Regions from separate parts of the Homo sapiens genome. Here regions 2, 3, 4, 5 and 6 are each linked to region 1. A link is a contact called in ENCODE Hi-C data. All regions are on one chromosome and are shown on one strand. Each heading gives the region's core, a stretch centred on a gene start or an enhancer-like site at or near the end of the contact. The rest is flanking DNA. Distances are from core to core; before and after follow the strand shown.

The links. A loop is a pair of places that touch in the nucleus more often than their neighbours do. Pooled maps may share reads with other maps.
Region 2: a loop to region 1 is called in a pooled map, with 4 times the contacts of the local background. The contact joins the promoter of NSA2 here to the promoter of XRCC4 in region 1. A Hi-C loop is called at or near these places in 2 of 50 pooled maps.
Region 3: a loop to region 1 is called in a pooled map, with 21 times the contacts of the local background. The contact joins the promoter of CERT1 here to the promoter of XRCC4 in region 1. A Hi-C loop is called at or near these places in 5 of 50 pooled maps.
Region 4: a loop to region 1 is called in a pooled map, with 12 times the contacts of the local background. The contact joins the promoter of LYSMD3 here to the promoter of XRCC4 in region 1. A Hi-C loop is called at or near these places in 6 of 50 pooled maps.
Region 5: a loop to region 1 is called in a map of CD4-positive, alpha-beta T cell, with 26 times the contacts of the local background. The contact joins the promoter of TBCA here to the promoter of XRCC4 in region 1. A Hi-C loop is called at or near these places in 2 of 168 maps with a recorded cell type or tissue (CD4-positive, alpha-beta T cell and naive thymus-derived CD4-positive, alpha-beta T cell) and 8 of 50 pooled maps.
Region 6: a loop to region 1 is called in a pooled map, with 17 times the contacts of the local background. The contact joins the enhancer-like site here to the promoter of XRCC4 in region 1. A Hi-C loop is called at or near these places in 6 of 50 pooled maps.

Annotation. Positions count from the first base shown.
Region 1 is chr5:83,075,376-83,079,386 of GRCh38, reverse strand. XRCC4 (X-ray repair cross complementing 4) reads right to left here and starts at 1,840. Exons shown (of 8, transcript NM_003401.5): 1 at 1,772-1,840. It overlaps TMEM167A (transmembrane protein 167A), which reads left to right and starts at 1,993. Exons shown (of 4, transcript NM_174909.5): 1 at 1,993-2,066. The coding sequence starts at 2,064. RefSeq lists enhancers at 946-1,911, 1,986-2,255, 1,912-2,877 and a silencer at 1,836-1,925.
Region 2 is chr5:74,764,990-74,769,000 of GRCh38, reverse strand. NSA2 (NSA2 ribosome biogenesis factor) reads right to left here and starts at 1,752. Exons shown (of 6, transcript NM_014886.6): 1 at 1,638-1,752; 2 at 1-70. The coding sequence starts at 1,640. GFM2 (GTP dependent ribosome recycling factor mitochondrial 2) reads left to right here and starts at 1,884. Exons shown (of 21, transcript NM_032380.5): 1 at 1,884-2,063. RefSeq lists an enhancer at 1,732-2,171.
Region 3 is chr5:75,509,969-75,513,979 of GRCh38, reverse strand. CERT1 (ceramide transporter 1) reads left to right here and starts at 2,351. Exons shown (of 17, transcript NM_001379029.1): 1 at 2,351-2,868. The coding sequence starts at 2,773. POLK (DNA polymerase kappa) reads right to left here and starts at 2,089. Exons shown (of 15, transcript NM_016218.6): 1 at 2,066-2,089. RefSeq lists enhancers at 1,795-2,174, 2,925-2,994.
Region 4 is chr5:90,527,338-90,531,348 of GRCh38, reverse strand. It overlaps LYSMD3 (LysM domain containing 3), which reads left to right and starts at 1,765. Exons shown (of 3, transcript NM_198273.2): 1 at 1,765-1,901. RefSeq lists enhancers at 1,109-1,368, 1,994-2,494 and a silencer at 1,479-1,728.
Region 5 is chr5:77,774,590-77,778,600 of GRCh38, reverse strand. TBCA (tubulin folding cofactor A) reads left to right here and starts at 2,262. Exons shown (of 4, transcript NM_004607.3): 1 at 2,262-2,396. The coding sequence starts at 2,344. RefSeq lists silencers at 2,116-2,375, 2,496-2,665 and an enhancer at 3,683-4,011.
Region 6 is chr5:88,139,015-88,143,025 of GRCh38, reverse strand. No RefSeq gene overlaps it. Among named protein-coding and RNA genes, the nearest start is that of TMEM161B, 130 kb to the left of the region's middle. RefSeq lists a silencer at 1,538-1,587 and an enhancer at 1,450-1,951. Within about 2 kb of position 2,190, at least 9 of the 41 ENCODE cell types and tissues checked have a DNase peak (open chromatin) inside an H3K27ac peak, as active enhancers do.

The sequences.
Region 1 (4,011 bases), core at 591-3,090:
GGGTTTATGTAAGACAATGGAGCTAAACTACCACCTCCCAAAAAAAACTCACCACGTCAGATTAACTTTGATGTTTTACATAAATGCAATAAACATTATACATATTTGTTCAGCCTCATTTATTGGCATATGTGTTTCTCTATAGATAACTTAAAAACTGGCAATGCCGTTCTTTACTGTTTTGAAGCTCAGGTACATAAGAAGTCATAGCCTAAAATTAATTAAAATATATAGATATAGCAAATCAATTGTGATCTCTAACAAGTTAAGCTTTCTGATGCTTTTCACAGGTAGCCTGAAGCAGAGCTTCATACAGAAGTATTACCTTTATATGTAACAAAGATCAAGACAATCTTCACATGAAACCAAGGGCAGTTATGTCTACAGACACATTTACTGCCCTAAAAGCCAAGCTCGATAAATTGCACAACATAATTTCCATAACTAAACCAGGTTTGTTTAATTTGAATGGCAAGACCTAAAAGGTATAATATAAAGGAATTACAAGACAGAACATTAAAAGACTTTTTTTATCCTTAGGTGGAGAGTACTGTATCTTTTAAATACCTTTCTTATTCCCCTCTCCCCCAACCTTATTAAATTCCTTAAAGGAACAGACCATCTTTGTTCCTATGCTGCAATCTGAAGATCCATGAATAAAGCAGGCACCCAGTAAATACTTGCTAATTTGTGTATTTGACCAACTCTTGACAATTCAATATAACAGACTCAAATATCAAGTTAGTTATAGTTTAAAACAAAACCTTTGTGTGCCCTAGTGAACAATGTAAACACAAATAGCAGAATCCCAAATCTTCTAATCATTGTGTTGCCCTAAATACAAAAGGGTCTCATAGGCCGAATACAGTTCATAAACCAAAATCTCACGTGAGTTACCTTCTCTCTTTCTCTCTATCCACCTTCTAAGTCCATAAAAAATTGAAAACATTCTGAAAAGAACTCTCTCCTGCCTGAGAAAAAATACACCACACATTTAGAACCAAAAGCTTGCCATAAGGGGGCAAAGAGTGAAAAACTCTCATTTCTAATACTTTATTAGAATTCCAAGAACTACGCAAATTCAAACATGTCAAAGCGCCTGTTTCTCCATCGATAAAATGCAGAAAGAAAAACGTGTGTGTGTAGTAGAACCTCACCTAATGGGATAATTAAAATCAGAAAAAGCTAAATACTACTACTGATTAAAAGTTGCCTTGTCATTTGTCTTGCCAGTTGATCTCTTTAAAGTACCTAATCAATCGCTGCAGTCCGCAAACGGCAGTTCCTTCCCATTGGTTACCACAGAAAGTTCTTTCCTGACCTCAAATTGCCTAGTACGTTTCAGCCTCGATGCCTGGTTGGAACCCACAGTTTACCAATATCTGGGGATTGAAAGGACAGGCCAGTGCTGGGGAAATGCTCAAACAGCCTACTCAACACTACCCTCTGGATTCAACCGTCCTCCCAATCCCACAACCAACACAGAGCATTTCAAAAGTGCTTCGCATTCCCAAGAATCCCTCAGATGCAAACGGAGAAACTGAAAAGGGGGTGAACAGGTCGCACCCTGAGGATAATGCCGAGAACCCTAGCATCCCCAAAAGCCCACAAGAGGAAGTCGCGGGAGCTCACAAATTGAGGGGGATTCTCGCATTGTGGAGTTCTAGGGGTAAGTAGCAGGGAACTTTTTTAAAAAGAAAGCAAAAAGATAAAAAGAACAGAACCTCAGATTTTTGTTATTTAAAGAGGCAGCCCCACTTCCGGATCCTACCTCTCCGTGACTCTACTTCCGGTATCTTCCAAAACGCCCGCTTTCACAGATCAAGGTTTTGCAACCAATGAGAGTATCAGCTACTTCCGCCGGCCTGCGGGACGTGATCTAAATCCCGCCTTTTCCGGTGGAGAGGAGCCTATCCTAGTGTCTTAACCGCCCGTCTTGGTAGGCGGTGCCGTGACAAGCCCAACCGGACGGCTGGAGAGGGCGAGAAGGGCAGACGGGACATGCAGCCTCTTCCGCCTGAGCCCCGGAAGGGTGATGTGGCTGCGGCATCGCCGGCCTCGCTATGGTAAGAAGTGGGGCTCCCAGGTCGCGGTTGATCTTCGAGAAGGGGTTGTGGATCTAGACTAGGGCTGGAGTTTGTGCGGCAGCCCGGGGTGTGTGGGCCCGGAGCTGAGAGGCCTTGGAGCCATGTGGTCCCTCCACGGCCAACCAGAGAGAATCAGGACGGACTGTCCGAGGAAGACTGCTGGGTCGGCAGCCCGCCCCTCATGCAAAGTCCGCTTTCCTACTTTGTTTAGGAAAAAAAAATGCGTTGGTGTGTTTTAACACGTTGGCTACGTAGATTATGTGTGGTCATTGACCCTTTGAAGCATTAGCGCTTCTCGAGTTTCCGCTTGTTTTGTTGCAACTCCTTATCTCGCCCTAGGGGCTTTACTCTGGTGTTATTGTTTGATTTTTGGGGGGAGTTTCTTTTGGCACCAAACTCCATACCTTCATTTTCATCTGTTTAGTCAGTAGCCTCTCAAGACCCTTCCACCTTCTTCTCTTAACTTTGAAAATGCTGCTTTACAAGCTATAGGTTTTAATAGTTAAGAGTTCTCTGCAAAGGTGGATTGCCCTTCTAGGAGCTTAATGTACTTATTGGAGTGGTGTCTAGCCTCAGGCCTTCCTCCTCTTTTACCTCCAGGTCCATGTGCCAAATGTTATGTATATTTCTGGACAAAGGATGCATGCCTGCAAATAGACCCAAAAACAACTATGACTCCAAAAAGCTTGAGTCTCCATGGTGAAAAATTATGAGCCTATGTTCACAGAAGTTGCTGCAGAATCCCATATAGCAATAATTCATTTTCTTCTCTGGACGAATTTACCACCTGGTGGGAAGATGGCAGTTGAGACTAGGAAGACTGCCACTCTTAATTCTTATACATCTTTCTAGAAACTGAAGTTGAATTCTTCTACTCGTAGTGCAAGTCAAAGATAACTCTTTTTATTATCTCACTGTCAGACTAGCTAAAAATAAGATGCATATACTGTGCTTAAGATCAACAGTATATAAACTATCTTGTCATGCTTGTTTTTCCAAAAGTAGCAAATGCTTTCATTTATTATCACGTCCTATGTACCAGGCTCTTTTCAAAAAATCAGTTTATAAGCATGGAAATATCAAGTTCACAGCAACTTCTGAATAGATGTTTACAAGTGAAAGAAGTGAAACATGAAGAGACTGACTTGCCTCGGATCACACCTAGTAGATTGTAAAGCCAGTACTCAAACTTATTTTAATGTCCAGGTCCCCGAAATCTTCATGCTGTTATCGATAGAAACACAACATAACTAAGGATGAAATAAGACTTAGTGATTTGTTTCTTATAAATATAAGTACATAAATTAGACATAGGTGGAAAACGGAAACAACTGGCAGGTGGTTTTTTATTCCTGTGAGCTTGGGATGTCAAAAGTACATTGTTTGCAGAGCTACGAAGTGAGGTTTCAAGAAGGCTAACTTAGCAGCTTAAGAAATGGATTAGTGTCTCAGTATCTTTGAGTTCGCATCTAAACTTAGTTTATTTGTGAGGTAACCCAATGGTAATGACTTAATAAACCTGAATTACTGTATTTTAATGATTTTTTTTTTTTTTGAGATGGAGTCTCCCTCTGTTGCCCAGGCTGGAGTGCAGTGGCATAATCTCAGCTCACTGCAACCTCTGCTTCCTGGGTTCAAGCAATTCTCCTGCCTCAGCCTCCCGAGTAGCTGGGACTACAGGCGTGCACAACCACGCCTGGCTAATTTTTGTATTTTTAGTAGAGACGAGGTTTCACCATGTTGGCCAAGATGGTCTCGATCTCTTGACCTCGTGATCCTCCCACCTCAGCCTCCCAAAGTGCTGGGATTACAGGCGTGAGCCACCGTCCCCAGCCAAGAATCTTTTTAAAAAGCATTTCAAGGATAAAATGTTTATCAGCAGTAATAATTTACAACTGTCAGCATGAACAGTAATTGTAGCACT
Region 2 (4,011 bases), core at 503-3,002, 8.3 Mb after region 1:
TCTTTTTCTCATGGTAATCCAAACGGTATCCATAGCGTTTACGGTGTAATTCAATATATTCATTCTGTGGCTATAATGATGGAAGAAATATTATTTTAATTTTTTAAAGTACTGACAATTATTCTAAAATGCTTTCTTTTACACAGCACAAAGACCCTGTTTCATCCAAATGTTCACTTACTTAAATGATTCTTGCACCATTAAGTTTATTCACATGATGTAAGTTAAATTTTGGTCTTGAATGATATGAGGCATCAGGGCTTACATCTCTAATAATCTCATTAGGGAATGGTCCAAAATCTACTGGACCACAAAAGGGATGAACTGATTACAGTATCTTTTTTCCTTGACATAATTTGCTTTTTTAATAACACCTTCATTTCACATTTAAAAAATTTAAGTCAGTTTTATTGAAGCATAATTTACACACAGTAAAACCTGTCCTTTTTAGGTATACAGTTCTAAGTTTTTCCTAACTACACAGTTCTGTAACCACCACAATCAAAATACAAAGAATTTCCATTTCCCCCTAAAATTCCCTATGTAACTTTTAAGTCAATCCTCTTTCCCAACCCTCAGTTTGATACCTATCCCTACAGTTTTGCCTTTCCCAGAATGAAACAGGGATCAACAGTAGTACATAGCCTTTTGAATCTGGTTTCTTGCTTTTGGGATTCACCCAATTTGCTGCAGGTATAGGAACTTCAATCCTTTTTATTGTTGAGTAGTATGCTATTGTATGGATACACCACTGTTTACCCGCTGACCAGATGATAGGTATCAGGGTTGTTCCCAGTTTTGGGTGATTACGAATAAATCTGCAATAAACAACTGCATGCAAGTCTTCATGTGGACGTGTGTTTACTGCCAGACCGTTTTCCAAAAGTGCATTATTTTTCTTTTCACCAGCAATGTATGGGATGCTTTTTGCATTTTAGACACGTTTTAAACACGCGGCCAGGCGTGAGTCTATTCGTATTTTAAGGCTGCAAAAATAAAAATGATACAAAGCCAAGTCCAGCACAGAGAGCAATGTTAAGTAACAACCAACAAGGTGTGCTGCTACCAACTGCTATCACATAAACTTTGCAGCAATCACATGAAGGGTGTATGGAATGCCATTTTGCAAAGAAACGCAGATTATAGAGACGTAACACAAAGAGAAAGGACCTGGCAGTTAGATCTGGGCCGTTAAGCCCGGCTTCGCAATTCATTAGCTGTCTGGTCTTTGGCAAGGACGCCTTCAGTTTCCTCAGCAGTAAAATGAAGGGGGCGGGACTGACATCTAAGACTGTACAAGGGACAACCATATTCCCATTAGGCTCTGGGGCTGATAACCACGCTTGTGGTGAAATCAGGAATTTTTAGGACTCTTAGCGGTGGATCAAAAAGAAAAAAGAAAACAGGACAGAGTAAAATCTTGCTCCAAAGCTTGTGTTCTGGCAAATACCGTCTGTGTCTCGAATGTGAAGTTGTTTCCACTCCTCAGAGCCCACCCCACGGGTCTACCATCCTTTTCTCTTGGCAGTTCTCATTTCCGCCTACCACCGCTCACCCCCTACCCCAGCGCCCCAGAGTCCTCAGGTCCCACTAACTCAGACGCTGTGTGTCGCGAGCGTCCGAGGCATCCTCCTTACCATGGTGACGGCCGCAGAGCCGCCAGGAGCAGCCGCTGGAGTGCGAAAACGCTCTCAATTTTCGGGTCTCAAAGACCCACAAGCCCACACCACGCAGGCCGGGACAGGAAAGAGTCACCCTTTAAAACGGCCGAGTGAAGAGCAAGAACCACGCAGCGGTTCCGAGCCTCTGTTTTCCGCTTTTAGCTAGGAGGACGGAAGTTGCTGGCAGGCGGCATTTGGCCGGTACACCGCCGGAAGTGTGGAGGTGTGGCTGCCCGAGGCGGTAGAGCGGAGAAAGCCTATTTTCTTTTCGTTTAGATACATTGCCTTTTGCCTAGGCTGGCGTCGAGACTTGAGGCCGTTGCAGACTTTGGCGCGGCTCGCGCCTCCTGCTTCAAGAGCCCAGCGGTGAGAGCTGGCCTGCGGCACGCGGCCTAATGCCAGGTGAGTACTGCTCCGAGCTGTGAGACATCGCGCGCCTGTGACCCTGTCACAGCGCTGGGTACCGCTGACCTTTCAGGCTGCGACGGACACAGCCAGCCACGGAAGAGGACAACAGGGCCTCCGGACTCCCCTCGGTGTTCGCTCAGTATGGAAGTTTTTCTCTATCATTCGGCGAAGTCGACTCATCTTTGTTCCGGTCACTCTGTGTAATGTGTGCATGATTGTGAAGGATACTGAGGAATGAAAACTTAGTGTACAGAAAAATGGAACTACTGGGGCTTTGCAGCTGTTAGAAAAGAAGAAGATAACATTCTGGTTTTTTGGAGGTACAGGACTGATTCCAGAAATTTCTGAGGCATTTTGGTGCACCGAATCAAATGCTGAGTGGACTTGTATTTAGTGGCCCCCTAGTGTCAAGAAGTAATTAACTACCAGAAAGTACGTCTACTTAAATACACTATCAGGTTTACCCTTTTACTGCACAGTTGCAGAAGTTCCCTTAATTACTTCACAGCTTGCAGCGTGATTCAGTTGATGAACAAAAAGAACTGTACCAAAAGAATACTTTCATTAATTCTTAGTGCTTGTATTTGAGGCAGTATTTTGTTTTTGTTTTTGTTTTTATGGGTATTTTGAGACGGCATCTCGCCCAGTCGCCCAGGCTGGAGTGCAGGGGCACGAGCTCGGCTCACCGCAGCCTCGACCTCCCGGGATCAAGCGATCCTCCGACCTCAGCCTCAAAAGTAGCGAGCTACAGGCTCGCGCCACGAAGCCTGGCTGATTTTTGTAGTTTTTGTAGAGATGAGGTTTCACCGTGTTGCCCAGGCTGGTCTCGAACTCCCGGGTACGAGCGATCCACCCGCCTCGGCCTCCCAAAGTGTTGGGATTACAGGCTTGAGCCACAGCGCCCGGCTTTGAGGCAGTTTTTGTTTTGTTTTGAGACGGAGTTTCAATCTTGTCGCACAGGCTGGAGTGCAAATGCGCCATCTCGTCTCACTGCAACCTCTGCCTCCCGGGTTCAAGCGATTCTCCAGGTTCAGCCTCCCAAGTAGCTGGAATTATAGGCGCTCGCCACCACACCCAGCTAATATTTTTGTATTTTTAGTAGAGATGGGGTTTCACCATGTTGGTCGGGCTGGTTTCGAACTCCTGACTTCAGGTGATCCACCTGCCTCGGCCTCCCAAAGTGCTGGAATTACAGGCGTGAGCCACCGAGCCCCGCCTTTGAAGCAGTTTTTTAAGGCTCCATTTTCTAAGGTGATCTCATCATTCTCTTTAAAACCAGAAATAGTAACTAGCATTTGTATATTTTAGGTACAGTACGTTATATAATCTCTTTGCCTTTAATGCGCCCCTCCCCGCCGTCCCTCAATCCCCCGAATTTCCTCCCTCATCTACTTCAGGTCTTTGCTTAAATGTCACTGTTTGAATGAGGCCTTCCTTGATCTCTTTACTTACAGTTCTAACTGTCCCAATTCCTCCTTCCTGCTTCATTCTTCTCTACAGCACCCTATCATCATGGGAGAGACTATGTATTGTATTCGTTACTTTTGTTTGTTGTCTGTATCCCCTGACTACGGTAGAGGCAGTATGAGGGCAGAGATTGTTGTCTTTTGTTCACTGCATTAACGCTGATATCTAGAAAGCAGTGGGTAGGCAGACACACAGTAAATTCTTGTTGAATAAATGGGAACGAATAGGCTTGGGCGGGGGAGGGCTGGGTTGTGCAAATTATCTTTTTATTGACAACCACTGAGTTAAAGAAGAGGAAAATGTCTATTACAGTCACAACTGTGGAGAGACTATGAGGCCCTGAACTTTGGCGTTACCAATGAAAAGGGAATGGATTCAAGGCCAGGCATGGTGGCTCACGCCTGTAATCCCAGCACTTTGGGAGGCCGAGGTGGGTAGATCACTTGAGGTCAGGAGTTCACGACCAGTCTGGCTA
Region 3 (4,011 bases), core at 1,102-3,601, 7.6 Mb after region 1:
GCAAAACACGTTTACTAAATAACTATCAAGAGGATTCTACTGATACCTAATATACCACCACACTGCTTTATATAGTATGCCTTTAAAATATTAATAAAAGAATTTCTCACAGTAACAGGAAGAGACTCAAAAGCTAAGCAAAATAAAAACGACAGAAAGAACATGTGTACATGCCAAGAGTGGGCACTAATACTGTTCATTGGTGTACCGTACTGTGTGCTTTTTAGACTAAAAGATTTTCCAATGTTATAGTGAAGCCTATGAAATACCAACTACTCTAACAAGTTTTTATCCCATAAACCAAACAGATAGGAGTAAAAGATATGGGAATACATTTTCAATTTCATTGAATAGTAAGAATATTTCTGCTTGAAACATTCCTAGCCTGGCTCTCATTTCTACAATAGGAAACAGGATAAAAAGGGTGGCCTACACACCCTTTGAAATTCCATTTCTGAAATCACTGTCTTATTCTCGAATGTTAGAACTTTTTATGAGATCTGACATATTCTCAAGCAGCTGTGAAGTGCATTAAGGTATCAATGAGTATCCCCATCTACCTCTTCCCTCCCACTTTTCCAAAAATACAGCTGTCTTTGGAGACTTAAATGGTAAAAATCAACAGATAAAGGAGTCCTAGACAGATATGCAAAGTCACCTTAAGGATCAAAGCTGCAGAATAAGACATGGCAGTATGAGCATAATATAATAATAATTGATATTAGTAAAAGAACTCATCAATATAAATGGAGTGTGGATGGTCAGAAAAAGAAGAAAGTAAAAGAAAGCAAGATAAATATTGGCAATGCCTACTTAAATATCCATTGCCACGATAGGGATAACCTAGCTTCATGCTACCAACCATTCAGAATCGTAATTAATCCCCCATGCAGGAAGAAAAAAATATGATACTGGGATATGGGAGAAGGTCATCAAGCCTAGATTTGAAACCAGGATATAAAGAGCTGGAGTTACAGGCACCTACCACCATGCTCGGCTAATCTTTGTATTTTTAGTAGAGACGGGGTTTTACCTTGTTGCCCAGGCTGGTCTCAAACTCCCGGCCTCAGGTGATCCACCCACCTCGGCCTCCCGAAGTGCTGGGATTACAGGCGTGAGCCACCACACTCGGCCAGCGTTTTCCCTTAGACTCGAAATTTCGCTCCTATCGTCCCATCCTTGTAGTAAGAAAGTACTCTTTCTAAGGTTTAATAACAAATTTTACTCTTGGCAATTACAAGGAAATCGACTATATTAAAATAGCTAACGAGAGGAAATTACTGAAGCTACAAAGTCAAAGTCTCATAATCAAAGTTATCCTTGACAACTGACAAGAGTTGTTAGATCTTCTATTGGTCTTTCTGCTAATTCAACCCTAGTCTTAAAACAAAAATAGCCTCCTATTGCCTAATCCCTTGTACACACAAAACCACTGCACTTCGGTATTTCTAATACGAGAAAGTTTCTATATATCCAACCTTTCCTATCTTTGAGGGGCAGGCATGGTTAACGTGGTTCTCAGTAAGATATTCATTTACAACCAAGAGAAAATCCCAGGCTATCATCTCACATTCTTGTTTTACTTTAAAAACCTTTCTAACGTCATTTATTCTCTGACAACCTCAAAATTACTTTCTACAAAGCAAACTCTAGAAATCTAAAAATGCGAAGTGCGTGCTTGTGAGAAGGTACTAAGGAAATTCTTCCTTTAAACGTCAAATGTGAATTCTAACTTCTAATGAGTAAGACCCTCGAGATTTACAGCGGTGGTCTGGTGGAAAGAAAACCCTTGGCACTAGTAGCTCACAAAACCCCAGCCCATGGTTGAGGCGGAAGCGGCCAGATGCTCCCGGGCTTTCGACAAGCCGCCCTGGAAAGCAGGCCCGTCATCTTCAGCGGAAAGCTCTCTCACGTCTGGGCCCGCAAGCCCGGAGGGTTCGTCATAAACACACAAGGCAAGGATAGAAGCGAGGCCGAGGGGCTGGTCACGCAACTGTCAAACGAAGCCCACCCACCGACTGACAAGGCCCCAAGGGGACAAGCGATCCCCGCGCGGGATACTCACCCGTTACCTCAGGATCGCGACTACAACTCCCAGGAGGCTGCGCGAGCGACGGACCAACGCCCTTCCCAGAATGCAGCACAGCTGCATCCCTACCCCGCCCTCTCCTTTCTCCGCTCCTCCTGCTTTTCTACCCGTCGTCACCCGGGAGAGCCGGAGGTAGGGTTCGGGAGGAGGATCCCGAAGGCTCGGCGTGTCGCGTCAGACGCCGGGAGGGGGACGGGGCGGGGAGTAGTGGGGGAGAATGGGAGGACGAAGGGGAGGGGAAAGGACAGGGGAGGGGAGGGTAAATAGTGGGCCAGGCAGGAAGATGGCGGCGGTAGCGGAGGTGTGAGTGGACGCGGGACTCAGCGGCCGGATTTTCTCTTCCCTTCTTTTCCCTTTTCCTTCCCTATTTGAAATTGGCATCGAGGGGGCTAAGTTCGGGTGGCAGCGCCGGGCGCAACGCAGGGGTCACGGCGACGGCGGCGGCGGCTGACGGCTGGAAGGGTAGGCTTCCTTCACCGCTCGTCCTCCTTCCTCGCTCCGCTCGGTGTCAGGCGCGGCGGCGGCGCGGCGGGCGGACTTCGTCCCTCCTCCTGCTCCCCCCCACACCGGAGCGGGCACTCTTCGCTTCGCCATCCCCCGACCCTTCACCCCGAGGACTGGGCGCCTCCTCCGGCGCAGCTGAGGGAGCGGGGGCCGGTCTCCTGCTCGGTTGTCGAGCCTCCATGTCGGATAATCAGAGCTGGAACTCGTCGGGCTCGGAGGAGGATCCAGAGACGGAGTCTGGGCCGCCTGTGGAGCGCTGCGGGGTCCTCAGTAAGGTGAGCAACCCCTGGTGCCAAGGGACCCCTGGCCAGACTCACCTGCAGCGAGGCAATCCGCTGAGGCGGTGGGGTGGGGCTGGCGGGAGGCGCGGAACGTGCCGGGGTGCGAGGCTGAGTGTTGCTGCAGCGACTAGGGATGAGGCGGGGATATAGGGGCACTGTCCTTGTTGCCCGGGGGCTCGTCGGGGGCAGCCGAGGACCAGGGAAAGGGTGTATAAACCTGAGATCCAGTTTGGGAGGCCAGATGCGCGCCGTGACTTGGGACTTAGGGCGGCAGCTGTCCCGGGTGTAAGGAATCCGGGTTGGGCTTCAGCGGTGTCCGAACGACTGGGCATGGGAGCGGTTCAAGTCGGACCTCTTAAAAGAGGTTGGTCTCTCTGAGGATGCCAAGCCGAGTAGGTTGGGGGGCACTGCGGACGCAACTCTTTCGACAGAAGCTGGAGCGACTCAGCTTGGTGTTGAAATTTGAGGTGTTGAATTCTGCTAGGTTAGATGTAGTGAGACAGATGAATGTGGAGGACTTTCTCCCTCACCCTGTACCTTAGTTCAGAATAGAGATATTGAATCGGCACATGATGGGTACAGGAAATATTCATAGTAACTTGGAACATGTGAGAATGGAGACTGATCTTTAGTCCAGGAAGAGCATTACTTAATAATAAAATATTTTTGCGGTAAGGGGTCGAGGGTAAGGAAAAGATGTTTTATCTTTTATATATTTTTTAAAATCCCTGTATCAAAATTTTAGCAAAGCAGTCATTATAGGACTGCAGGTGGATGATCTCTTGATATTACATAGTTGTGGGGATTTTTTTTTTAAGTTTTTGCTGTAAGAAGATTCACGTAGCCTTTTTGACTTCTCTCTCCCTTCCTGTTAAACTTTTTTAGACATGGCTGGAGCTAGCAGTTAACTTGGAGAGGGGGAGCTGGGCCAGTCCCTCAACAAGCTGGTCATAAGATACTATGTCATGTGCAGCCAGTGGCTATTAAGAAATCACCCTGTTTCCAGTATTCATATTTGGCAAATCACTTGGACATTATTTGTGGAATTGTTTCATATTAGGCTTTTATAATGTCTAGAAAGCTAATGAGAAGGGGGCCAGGAAAGGCATGAGTAGTCAGAACTAAGGATTGCAAGTG
Region 4 (4,011 bases), core at 516-3,015, 7.5 Mb before region 1:
GCACTGGGGACATCCTTTTTCTCAAAGACAAAATGCTTGTTCCTACTGGCCGGCTTTTTGGAACTTGGCCAAAATTCACGCTAACTGCTTCTTTTGTATATTCTAATAATAAAATATAATCCTATTCTTCCATTTTTATAAAAAGTTTAATATTTGCATCCTTGTTAAATACAAATAACTATTCAAGAGCATGCAGATATCTTTGAGAAAGTTATTTATATGAAGGATACAGGTATCGGTCCTATAGAAGTGCTTGAAATCTATCACTTTGGCTCTCACATTAATTCCGCTGTCTATTGACATTAAAATAAGAAAAGTAACCTATAGACAGAAAGAAGGTTGTATTCCCATTAACATTCATGAGGGCTAAGCAGCCGAAGTCCTACATATCAAGCAGGGAATATATCCTTTGTCTGCTGATGAGAGAACGTCTCAGTGATAAATGGTTACAGACAGGGGTGTCATGAGGGCAACAACACACAGAACAATTCAGACAAACTTTTTAAAAAAGTCTTCTCCTGCAGTTTTTTTTTGTGGCGCTGGGAAGCACAGTGCCTATCCCTGCTAATAAAAGAAAACTATTGCAATGCAAAACTCCTAACCTTTGCAGAGGCACTTACCAGAAAACCAAAAACATACTCTTTGAAAAACAATTTAAAACCAAGCTTCAAAGGCTTTCTAATGTATAAATATTCAGACATTCTGAAAAGCACTGCTCTGCACCCTGCACCCCAGCTATTTGTGCCTAAAATGGATATTGTCGTAACAGTTAGCATGGTTGTCAAAGTGCAACGTCTCTAATATCAACACTGAGAGACATCAGACTCATTAAAATGCTTTACATTCATTAATTAGGTTGGTGCAAAAGTAGTTGCGGCTTTTGCCAAAGTCATACATAAATTCAAACACATTATGATACTCATTTAACACATTTGTGATAAAAATCATGTATGAAGTCATGAGTTTATTTAATAAGCTAATATTCCATAGAGTCCAATGGTGACTACCAATGACTCAGTTAATTTTCAAACCAAAATAAGTTAGATTACAATTTGTTGACTCCCTTGACTCCTCGAGCCAGGGAAAACATTTCCTGGGGCCTGACTCTAGGTGGCTCACTTCCCTCACCTAAAAACAGGAAGGGTGAGACAACCCCCTCCAACCCTCGTCCTCGGTCCCCCAAGGATTTCTCTCCAGAATTCTGCCTCTTCTGCAGCAGTCTGGAGTCTTCAGCATGAAAAGGGTAACAAACATGGCGCAATTTTCTGAAACCGTGATGTCAACAGTGTTTTTGAGGTGTCCTTTCCCACCCTAAAGAAAATTCGAGATGCACAGCAAGAAAAAAATGCAAGACAGCTCCCCGACACATCCTGAGCCACGCCTCGTCCTCAGGGTGCACCCGACAGTCTCTGCCAGCGCAGTGTGGACGCTGGACAAAGACGCAGCCAGTAGGTCGCTGGTGGTCGCGGGTTGGATCCGCTGACTTGGCCACCAAATCTTTTCCTCGGGGAGTGAAGCGGCACGGAAGGAGCGGAGTCAAGGGCGGGGCTGGGGATTGGACCCGCCCCCGGGCCCGGGGATTGGACCCGCCCCCGGGCCCCGGAGGAGTCCCTGCGCCTGCGTGCCGGGCGTGGACCTGTGGTTGGACTCCCCCGTTTTGGGCTGCCCTCCGCGTCCTCCCCCGCCCCTTCCCACCTCCGCCCACTTGACGCGATGACGCATCTCAGGTTTGCGGACGTGGCGGCGGCGTACGGCCCGGAAGGCGGAGACGTTGGCGGCAGAGGCGGAGGCGGACGGGGTCAGCCCAAAGCAGAGGCTCGGCCATGAACTTACCCGGGACAGCGGCGGCGGCGGACCTTTTGGCCATCTTCTCGCAGAGTGCTCCCTGCTAACGGGGACAGGTAAAGATGGTGGCAGGAGGTGAGGGTAGCCCGGTCCAGGAGGGCGGGGTTGAGCCCCAGCTGCGTCCTCACGGGAGGCGCTGAGCCTCGGCCACAGGTGTGGTGGGGGCTGCAGGGCCGGGCTCGGCCCGTGTGGCGGACACCCCCGAGACAGGGAAGAACTTCCAGACCAGCCCTGCCAGGCCCTCTTGTCACACTGTCGGGGAAACTGAGGCTCAGAGGAAGGACGCCTACCTGCTGGATTACCTGGGCAGCTAATTTCCCACCCAAACACAGCATTTCTCCCACGACTTTATGTTGGCGTGAAATATTCGCTGACGGCATCTTGTCACATCGTTCAAGTGTCATGCTGTGACAGAAGACTCTGAGACGTAATCTTCGCTGACGATAGCAGGGAAAGAAAAACTTGACGTGTGGAATACAGAGGGAGGAGGTAGTTAAGTTTTAAAAAACAAAATTGTCCCTGGCAGCGGATAGGGTGCCTTTGATTCTGTCCCTTTGCAGCTTTAACTTGTGCCCTGTGACCCTCTTATTGCACCTTGCTTAGTTAAAGAAGGTCAAGGCGAAACACCCAGCAGCCATTCTACAGTACGAAGGTGTTTGGGAAACCGTTTTCAGTTACAGACTGAGCTGAAGAATGCTTTAACACTGTTTTGTGGCCCCTCGTAATCTAGGTAGCACGCAGGCTTGTTCCAAGTTTCTGAAAGGGAGTTCGTGCCTTTTTCCTGCTCTAAGAGAATTAAGAGAGGTGAATAGAATTGAGCCAGATGACTTAAATATTATGTATTTTCTAATCTCTGAGTAGTAGACTGGAGTGATCGCCTGGGTCAGTCTGTTCACTTCGGTTGAAGACACAGCCAGTTCTTGATCATTCAGAATACCCAGATTTGTAACACGATAGTCAGCTGCCTGCATTTCATTATAAAGGGGAGTGGAGAGATAGTGAGACAGGTGAAGTTCTGACCTTTAAATTATATTTAGAAATATATCGTGGAGAGAGGTTGATAGAAACAAGTATCTAAAATGGCTTTGGGGCATTGCTTAGTGATTTTCAGTTAGCTGCACTACTAAGCCAATTTTGAAGTTCTAAGTACAAATTATTAGGGTGAAACTGTCTAACAAGACACATAAGTAGGTCGGTATAGCCAAGTGTAAATTGCTGTATATTAAGTCTTAACTTTTTTGATCATGGATGCCTTTTGAGAATATGAAGCAATGAAAATTCTCCCCAGAAAAATATACATATGTATAAAATTTGCCTGGAATCTACAGGATTCAAAGACATTCCCTAGGTTAAAGACACAAGATTAAAAAAAGACCTGGTTAAATGAGTGGAAATAAAACTGTTATCCTTGGAGGAAAAGATGTGGTCATGACTTCAAAACTGCTTTTGAGATATAAAATGTGATAGTTTTCTTTAGTTTCATAGCTGTCAAGTTAGGAATCCTAGTTCTTGGTAATAATGTAGCACTTCAGAGAACAGTTGAAATAATCTACTTAACATATAGCTATTAGTTATCTGTGTTATCTGAATAGGAACTCTTGAGCTTTTAAAGCATTATAATATTGCCATTAGAGCAAGGTCAGAAAGTGCTTTTCAAGGGTTGGATTCAACTATATTAAATAGTTTTAAAGCATTTTATGATAAGTATATGCCTAGAAAGTACAGGTTGGGTAGTCCTTACCTGAAATGCTTGAGACCGGAAGTGTTTCAGATTTCTTTGGATTTTGGAATGTTTGCATATACATAATAAGATACATTGGGGATGGGACCTGTCTGAACATGAAATTTGTGTTTCATATTCAACTTATACACATAGTCGGAAGGTAATTTTATATGATTTGTGCACAAAAGTTCTTGTACCTGGAACCATCAGCAGGTAAAAGTGTCACTATCTCAGCCACCCTTGTGGAAAATTTGTGGTTGTTTGGCATCACCGTCATTCCTAACTCTGAATTTGTATGCTACTAATAAGCAGTCATTTTCTTACACTTTTTCACACATAAGTGCTTAACAGTAAAAAAAAAAAAAAAAATACCATTAATACAGTGAAAAAATAATGTGTTCAGGGTACCTAAGCACATCACCAGAATACCTGTACAGGTTTAG
Region 5 (4,011 bases), core at 1,013-3,512, 5.3 Mb after region 1:
TCAAGATGGAGTTGCTTTGGTTCAAACACCTCTGACACACCTGCACAATTCGAAACTGTTGTTCAAGGGTCAACTGTATACACAGACACAGATAAACTCACAAAGTGTCCTCCAGAGCCTGGGAATGGGCCTGGAAACACACAATGGCAGTAGCAGCAGAGGTCTTTTGGCTGCTGACATTTACTGATTATTGATTTATAGTAAAGGCACAGATACAAATCAATTAAAACAAAGAGAAAGGGGGCAAAAGGAGGGAGGCAGAATTGGGGATTGGGGGGAAATAGCAGGTATTTGTATTGGGAAGCCTAGTTTGAGAGAAACTCCTGCAAATTAGCACAAAACTGAGCTCTGAGCTTCTTGAAACCAAAGCAAAAAAGGAAAATATGACGAGTTACATGGTTTTTGCTACCTAATCAAAGGAAAGACCTTAACGGTAGCAAAAGCCCTAGCTGCACCATCTTTTGGTTTGTGGCTTGTAGCTGCTGTTTGTGTGTGTGTGTGTGTGTGTTTGTGTGTGTGTGTGCATGTCATTTTGCTTTGGTAAGTTTGCTGTTGTGTTTTATCTACCCCTCCCTCCAGTATTTCACAGCGCTGCTGTGTGACTTGGAATTGCACATCAGTATACCAGCCAGCAGAATAAAAATATTTATTGAATTCTGTGCCCATTGTGCACAAAACACAGGTGGAGGAGGTTGGGGAAGGAAGATTTATGGAAGACAAGAATCTTGCCTCTAAACATGTTTATGAACCAGGATTTATAACTACGAAGCTGAACAAAACCCTTACGAAGGACCAAACAATAATTTGAAAAAGAAATATACTAAAAATAATGATGACTACTGGGTGACTCCAAAGCATCCAGGGAAGATTGAACAGGTGGGGTGAGTCATAGTAGACTTTGCTCAGTTTTGATCCTGGATTTAAAGTAACGGCCTTGGGCTGGCGGGATAGAAGGGGATTCCAGGACCAGTCATGAAAGTGAGAATGAGTAAGTCAGGCTAGGGAAGGAAAAAGACAGTCATATGGGTGTCTTTGAAGGATGGTACCAAGAAATTTTAAAAAGGGGGTGGGCTCGGTGGCTCATGACTGTAATCCCAGCACTTTTGGAGGGTGAGGTGGGCCTCACCTGAGGTCAGGAGTTCTAGCCAGCCTGGCCAACGTGGTGAAACCCCGTTTCTACTAAAAATACAAAAAAAAAAAAAAAAAAAAATTAGCCAGGCATAGTGGAACGCGCCTATAATTCCAGCTACTCTAGGGGCTGAGGCAGGAGAATCACTTGAACCCAGGAGGCGGAGGTTGCAGTGAGCCGAGATCAAGCCACTGCACGACAGAGTGAGAATCTGTCTCAAAAAAAAAAAAAAGAAAAAGAAAAAGAAAAGCAATTTTAAAAAGGGCGATTCTGCCCTGTATTCCTCAGGAGATTCTCTTAGGAAGGGACTGCTAGAGCTCACTGTAGATGTGCCTCATTTTATGCAACAAATATATTTTTGAACATATAAAATAGTCAAATGTTGTTCAGCATCTACCATGCGTCAGACAATGAGCTAGGTGTTTTAACCCTTATACCTAATCTGTAAAATGGACATTATTATTTCCATTTTGCAGACTGATCAGCTGCAAGGCTAAACAGCATACGTATCAGTGTTGTCTAGCTAATAGTCTAGCTATTAAAGGGTGGAACCTCGATTGTAAGCCGGTTTGTCTGATTAGGAAGCCCAAGGTTTTGTGTGCGACACACATTCTTGTAAGTTAAATATTTAGGATACACTATAAGTGATCATCTGAAGAAGTTCTGTTAGTCATTTCCTTTGAAAGGCACGTTATCTACAAACCTTCTTGCAGGGATTTGAGGTAAAGGGCAAGGATTTTCTTGACTGCGTGCATGATGGCAGTTTGTTTCACTACACATGCATCACTCTGCCTCATCTGACACCAGATAACGACATCGAAAATACCCTTAATACATTTTTTAGGTCACTCCGTCCATTAAGCAGATAATCCCGCAAAGCAACGTCCCAGAGAGACGTTAGTTTCCCCAAAGGCCCAGGCTGTGGAGACCGGGATAGTGTAACTTGCGCCTGAAGTAAAAAGAGGGGCAGTCCGAGAGAGAGGAGGAGGGCACGTTTCACTACGGGTAAAGGGGCGCACGAGGGGTAAAGGGACTGGCGGGAGCAGGGTACCGCCCTCTAGTAAACCCGCCCCGCGGGGCGTGGCGGGGACGACGGGCCGCGCAGCCTGCGCATGCGCGCCGGCGACCACGCCTAAATAGCCGCAGCCTCTGCGCGTCGCCCTCCACGGTTACCCCGGCTCTCCGCCCCTCCTTCTCGCGGCGCTCGAGGGACCATGGCCGATCCTCGCGTGAGACAGATCAAGATCAAGACCGGCGTGGTGAAGCGGTAAGGAGCCGGGAGCGGCGCCCTGCACCTCCTCTTCGTCACCTCATGGCGGCCCGCGAGGCTGAGCGGAGCGCAGGCCCGAGGAGGCCCGAGGCGGGCTCCGAACTCCAGGCCGCACCCGGGGCTCCGCAGTTGGCTGGGACTGGCAGGGACCCAGCGGGGCGCGCTGACGCCCGAGCCCGCCAGCCTCGCACGCCGCTTCCCGTCCCTCTCCGCTCACTGGCCGCTCTGATTTGCCGGAAGAGTCGGCGGTGGCCCGGTTTCTCGGCGCCCGCGGTGGGAAGGTGGTGGGCCGCGGCCTGCGAGGGCGGGCCGGGCCCTGATCCCGTGCCTCCTGTGTGCGCGCGCCGGCCTCTCCTTGCTGAACTTGGCCCGGGGAAGCGGGATCCCAGCTGTGCTCTCAAATGGGCTTGAAAGCAGGCTCTGAAGTTTAGGGGGATGCGGAGGATCTGGGCCTCGTCAAAAAAGACCGTAGTGGAGCCGTGTGACCTAACATGGCTGGCGTGACTGGCAGGCTTTGAGAACTGGGCCTGAACTTCTAGCACACTCAGCAAACTTATGTGGCCTCACTTTCTCCAGTCAGATTCCCCGAAGCTCGCCCCAGAGGCTGTGAGATGCTGTTTAAATAACTTGTGAACCAGAAGTATCTGAGACAGGTCTTAATTTGGAATGTTTATTTTGCCAAGGACGTGCCCATGACACAGCCTCAGGAGGTCCTGATGACATGTGCCCAAGGCGGTTGGGGCACAGCTTGGTGTAATACGTTTTAGGGAGACCTCAGATATTAGTCAATGGGTAAGGTGTACCTTGGTTCCCTCCAGAAAGGCAGGACAACTAGAAGGTTGGGGGGCATCCAGGTCATAGATAAGAGACAAATGGTTGCATTCTTTTGAGTCTTTGATCAGCTTTTCACTTAATACACAATTTACATGTGAGAGAGGGATAGAAGAATAGTCACTTATGCCTTAGTCGGCTAAATGAATCTGCGATTTTACATACACAGTAGGGCAGAGGAAGCAGTCAGTTACGCATTTGTCTCAGGTGGGTAGAGGGGTGACTTTGAGTTCTGTTCTTTGTCCCATACCTGTGAAGATAAGCTATCAATTTACATTGCCAGGGTGAAATACAACAGAACTGTTTTAGAGTGAAGGTCTTGAGGCCCACAAGGAATTTCCTTGGGGGCAAATTGTCAGGGAGGTATGTAGCTTTTTTTTTTTTTTTTTTAATCTTTGTAGCTATCTTATTCAGGAATAAAATGAGAGGCAGGTTTGCTCGATGCAATTCCCAGCTTGACTTTTCTTTTTGGCTTAGTGATTTTGGGGTCCTGAGATTTATTTTTCCTTTCACAAACTCATGGGTAGTGCAGTCCTGTAATTTGCTTAAATTCCTGTAAACCAAGAAAGTACCTGAGACAGGTCTCAATCAGTTTAGAAGTTTATTTTGCCAAGGTTAAGGATATGCCTGTGACAGCCTCAGGAAGTCCTGATGACATGTGCCCGAGGTGGTCAGGCTACAGCTTGGTTTTATACATTTTAGGGAGACAGAAGACATCAATCAATACATGTACGATGTACATTGGTTTGATCTGGAAAGGCAGGACAACCCAAAGCGGGCT
Region 6 (4,011 bases), core at 941-3,440, 5.1 Mb before region 1:
ACCTTCTTCACTAGGAAATGAACAGTAAGTTCATGGACTCAAAAAACAAAAACAGGGCTACCCTCCTTTGGAGGAAAGGGAATTCTCCCTCTATTCGGTCATTGAAAAATAAAAAGAAAAGAAGAAAAAAGAAAGTAAAAGGAAAGCAGGATCAATGAGATTTTATTTTTCTTAGGTATGATTTTTCAGGGAGCAACCCAGAAAGCTGTCTTCAGGCTGAAACAATTTCAAAGTATTGTTTAAGCGGATGACATTCTCCAGCACTCAGTTATCCATTGTGCATCTATTATATCTTTGAACTCAACTCTCTTGTCTAACAAGGTTGTGTGTGTGTGCCTGTTGTGTATGCGTGTGTGTTTAGAAAACCTAGGTTCCCCAGTGGTGCTTCCTTGGCTGAATAGGGTGGGTTTCTTTCGTTTTTCTCGCATTGGTGTTTTCTGGACAACTGTACTGAGCGCTGTTGATGGCATCGGTGCTCTGCCCGTGCCCGTGGGCGGAGGACATAGGCTGTGGGTGTGTCCCGCCCGCAGGCGCGCGTGCGTGTGTGCGTGTTTGTGTGTGTGTGTGTATACACCCATTCTCTGGTGTGCATCAAATGGAGCCTTTTTTTTTTCTTGCCCGTGTCTGCGTCCTGCGTATATTAGTATTATGCAAATAGAGTCATTTCGCTTGAGTATTTTTTTTGGAGGGGGAGGGGATGAACCATTTTAATTCTTCTCTAGTATTTTCTCGGCAGTCTTTCCACTGAGTGTGAATTCATTTGGATGCCTTTTCTGAGGTCCGTCTCTGTGTGTGTGTGTGTGTGTGTGTGTGTGTGTGTGTGTGTGTGGAGGGGGAGACTGCGTGCCGGTCAGTGGGTGTGTGCCTCGGTGTGTGGAAGAGCGTGCACAGCCTGTGAGAACCTTGTGAGCGATATGTGTTCTCTCCAGGTGTTCTGTTTGTCTCTACCTCCCGTGCTTTGCGTTCTCGGAGGTGATTATGTGCATATTTACATATATGTGCCTATTCTCTTGCCTTCATGTATTGTCTTTCTCCACAATCCAGACATTGCATATATATTCTCTTATCTTTTGGCAAAGTGCCTTTTTTATTCCTCGAAGAATATTTATTGATGTGATAATCTGAAATGAAAAGTGGTCTCCCATGAAGGAGATGGAAGAGAAAGGAGTGTTCATCTTTCTTAATAGATGGGGCAGAGCCAGTTGACTGGATCACAGGGTTTCTCTGCACTTTCTGCGTGTGTGTCTGTGTGTGGGGGGTGGGGGCGGGGGCGGGGGCGGAGGCGGGGGCGGGGGAGGAGGGAAAAGGAGCCTTTAACCAGAACAAAGATAGGCCATCGCGCCCCCTTGCGGACAGGCTGCATATTGCGCCGACCAGGCCCGCCCCGGCTTTCTTTAGTCGAATGAATCTTGTAATTTCCTCCGTTAAACCATTCAGGGGCCGCCTCTCAGACCCAGCCCCCGGCCATCAGCCAATCACCAGGCGCCATGCAAATCATCTCTTCCGTTCTCCAAACCCGCGTCAGCCTCTGCGGCTGCTCTGGCCACCCCGCCCCAGCCTCATTTCCTCCCCTCCCCTCCCCTTCCCTCCTTCGCCCCCGCCCGAGCAGCTGCCGGGGAAGAGGGCAGTGCTGGGTGCCTCATGCATATTCAGACCGATCCTCCTCCTCCCTCCACCTCCTGCCCCCTCCTGCCGCCTCCTCCCTTTTCCCCGGCCGCGCCCGCGCTCCTGGACGCGCAGTTCTCCGAGCTCTGGTCCTGAGCCGCTGTTTCCCAGAAGAAGGCCTACGTGAGCTCTTGGAGCAGACGAGGGAAAGGGAGGAAGGCTCTACCCTTAAAATCCTCTCGAAGGTCAAGTTTGAGGCTTGCCGAAAGGAGGAGAAAAGTGTCGAAAAATGCCGCTACAGGGTTTGCGGGAAGGTTCTGCACGGAGACTGGTTGGAAATGCCTTTCTCCCCCTAAATACCAGATTAATTTCTCTGAAACACACAATGTATTTGTCATGCCCAAAGGATGATGATAGATGGTTTTTTAAGCCCAGAGTAAAGTGTGCATTTGTCTTGTATATCAAGGCTACAATGAAACCACGAAGAACTGGAGAGGAGATCACCCAGCGTTGGCTGCTTAATAGGAGCGGGGAGAGCGAGTGAGGAGTAGAGACGGGGGGCGGGGCGAGTGGTGGCCCAAGACCTGCTCCAGGTGGGCTGTTCCCTGTCGGCTCCTGGAACAGGACGGGTAAGCCGACTAAGAGCGCAAACGGGGACCCATGAAAAGAAAAGAAAAAACAAGATCCGGGAATAGTTTGTTACTGTTATTTACATCCAGACTCTGGTTTTCCGGCCCTTTACAGCTGCTGGTGAAGAGTATTCAAGCTTTGAATACTGCTCTGAACTGACCTTGAGGCACATTGAGAGGAAAAATCACTGGAGAAAATCGCGGTTTGTGTAGTGCTTTGAGATCCTCTAACGCGAAAGCAAGAGAATTGTGAAGTGACCTTGTTTCATAGATCTCTCTACGTCCACATTGGAATACTAAGGGACTTTTTAGTGAGAATTGAGTCAGTTCCCCCTTAAATCTTACACCGCAGAGAAGTGAGTAGAGACCGCAAGATTTAAAATAACATTTTGTCAGCTTTTATTCTTTCAACACATTTTTATGGAGTGGTGCTTATTGTGTGCCAGGTACACAGCATCTTTTTCCATGCGAAACACATTACGCAGGCAGTGATTTGCAGGTGTACCGGAAATTAGGGAAAGGGATAGGAATTCTGGATGCTTTCTGTTCTGGAATTGCTCATTGTCTTGCAAGAAGAAGAGATATAATAACAGATAAATATGGCACAGTGTAACATGGAGCATGGAAACAGCTTAAATATCTGTCAAAAGTGCAGTGAATTAATGTATTGGCATATCCCTACAGTGAAATACTCTTTATGAATTGACTATCTTAAAAGCAATGTTGGATGAAAAAAAGCAAATTGCAAAAGAATACATGTGATATTGGCCGGGCGCGGTGACTCACGCCTGTAATCCCAGCACTTTGGGAGGCCGAGGAGGGTGGATTACGAGGTCAGGAATTCGAGACCAGCCTGGCCAAGATGGTGAAACCCGTCTCTACTAAAAGTACAAAAGTTAGCCAGGGGCGGTGGCAGGCGCCTATAATCCCAGTTACTCGGGAGGCTGAGGCAGGAGAATTGCTTGAACCCTGGAGGCGGAGGTTGCAGTTAGCCGAGATCGCTGCATTCTAGCCGGGGCAACAGAGCAAGACTCCGTCTCAAAAAAAATGTGATATTGATGCAATATTAATATCTATTAACGTAAAATTATCCTTCCCATAACAATTTGTTGGTACGTAACTATGTAATAAAAGTATAAAAGCATGTTGGGGAAGAATGCGTGCGAACTCCAGCATGGGGGAGACCCCTGGAAGAGAAGGAGCCTTTATCCACATGGATATTGGCTATATGAGTAATGTTTATTTCCTTAAAAAAATCTTAGAAAGAAGCCAGAACATAGAGAGGTATGGGAAGGCTTTACAGAAGAGCTAACTTTGAAGCTAAGTTCTTGAAAGTGATAAGCAGGAGTTTAGTAGGAATATTTGAAAGACAATTCTTCTTCTTGAATACATGAGAATGAGAAATATAAACTATGTGAAGCTTTTGAACTTTTGATATTTAGGTTAAATACAGTACAATTCACTTTTTCAGGGATATAAATTCTTTGAGTTTTACCAGTGTGTAATGTAATCACGACCACAAGCAAGAAACAGAATTTCATCATCCCCCAAAACTTCTTTGTGCTGCCCTTTGCAGTCAATCCCTCCCAATATCCTGTAACCCTGGAAACCACTGATCTGTTTTCCATTCCTGTAGTTTTGCCTTTTACAGAATGTCATATAAATAGAATCATACAGTATGTAGCTTTCTTCTGTGTGGCTTCTTTTTACTAGCATAATGGATTTGATCTTCATCTGTGTTGTTGGGTGTATCAACAGTTTGCTCTTTTTGATTGCT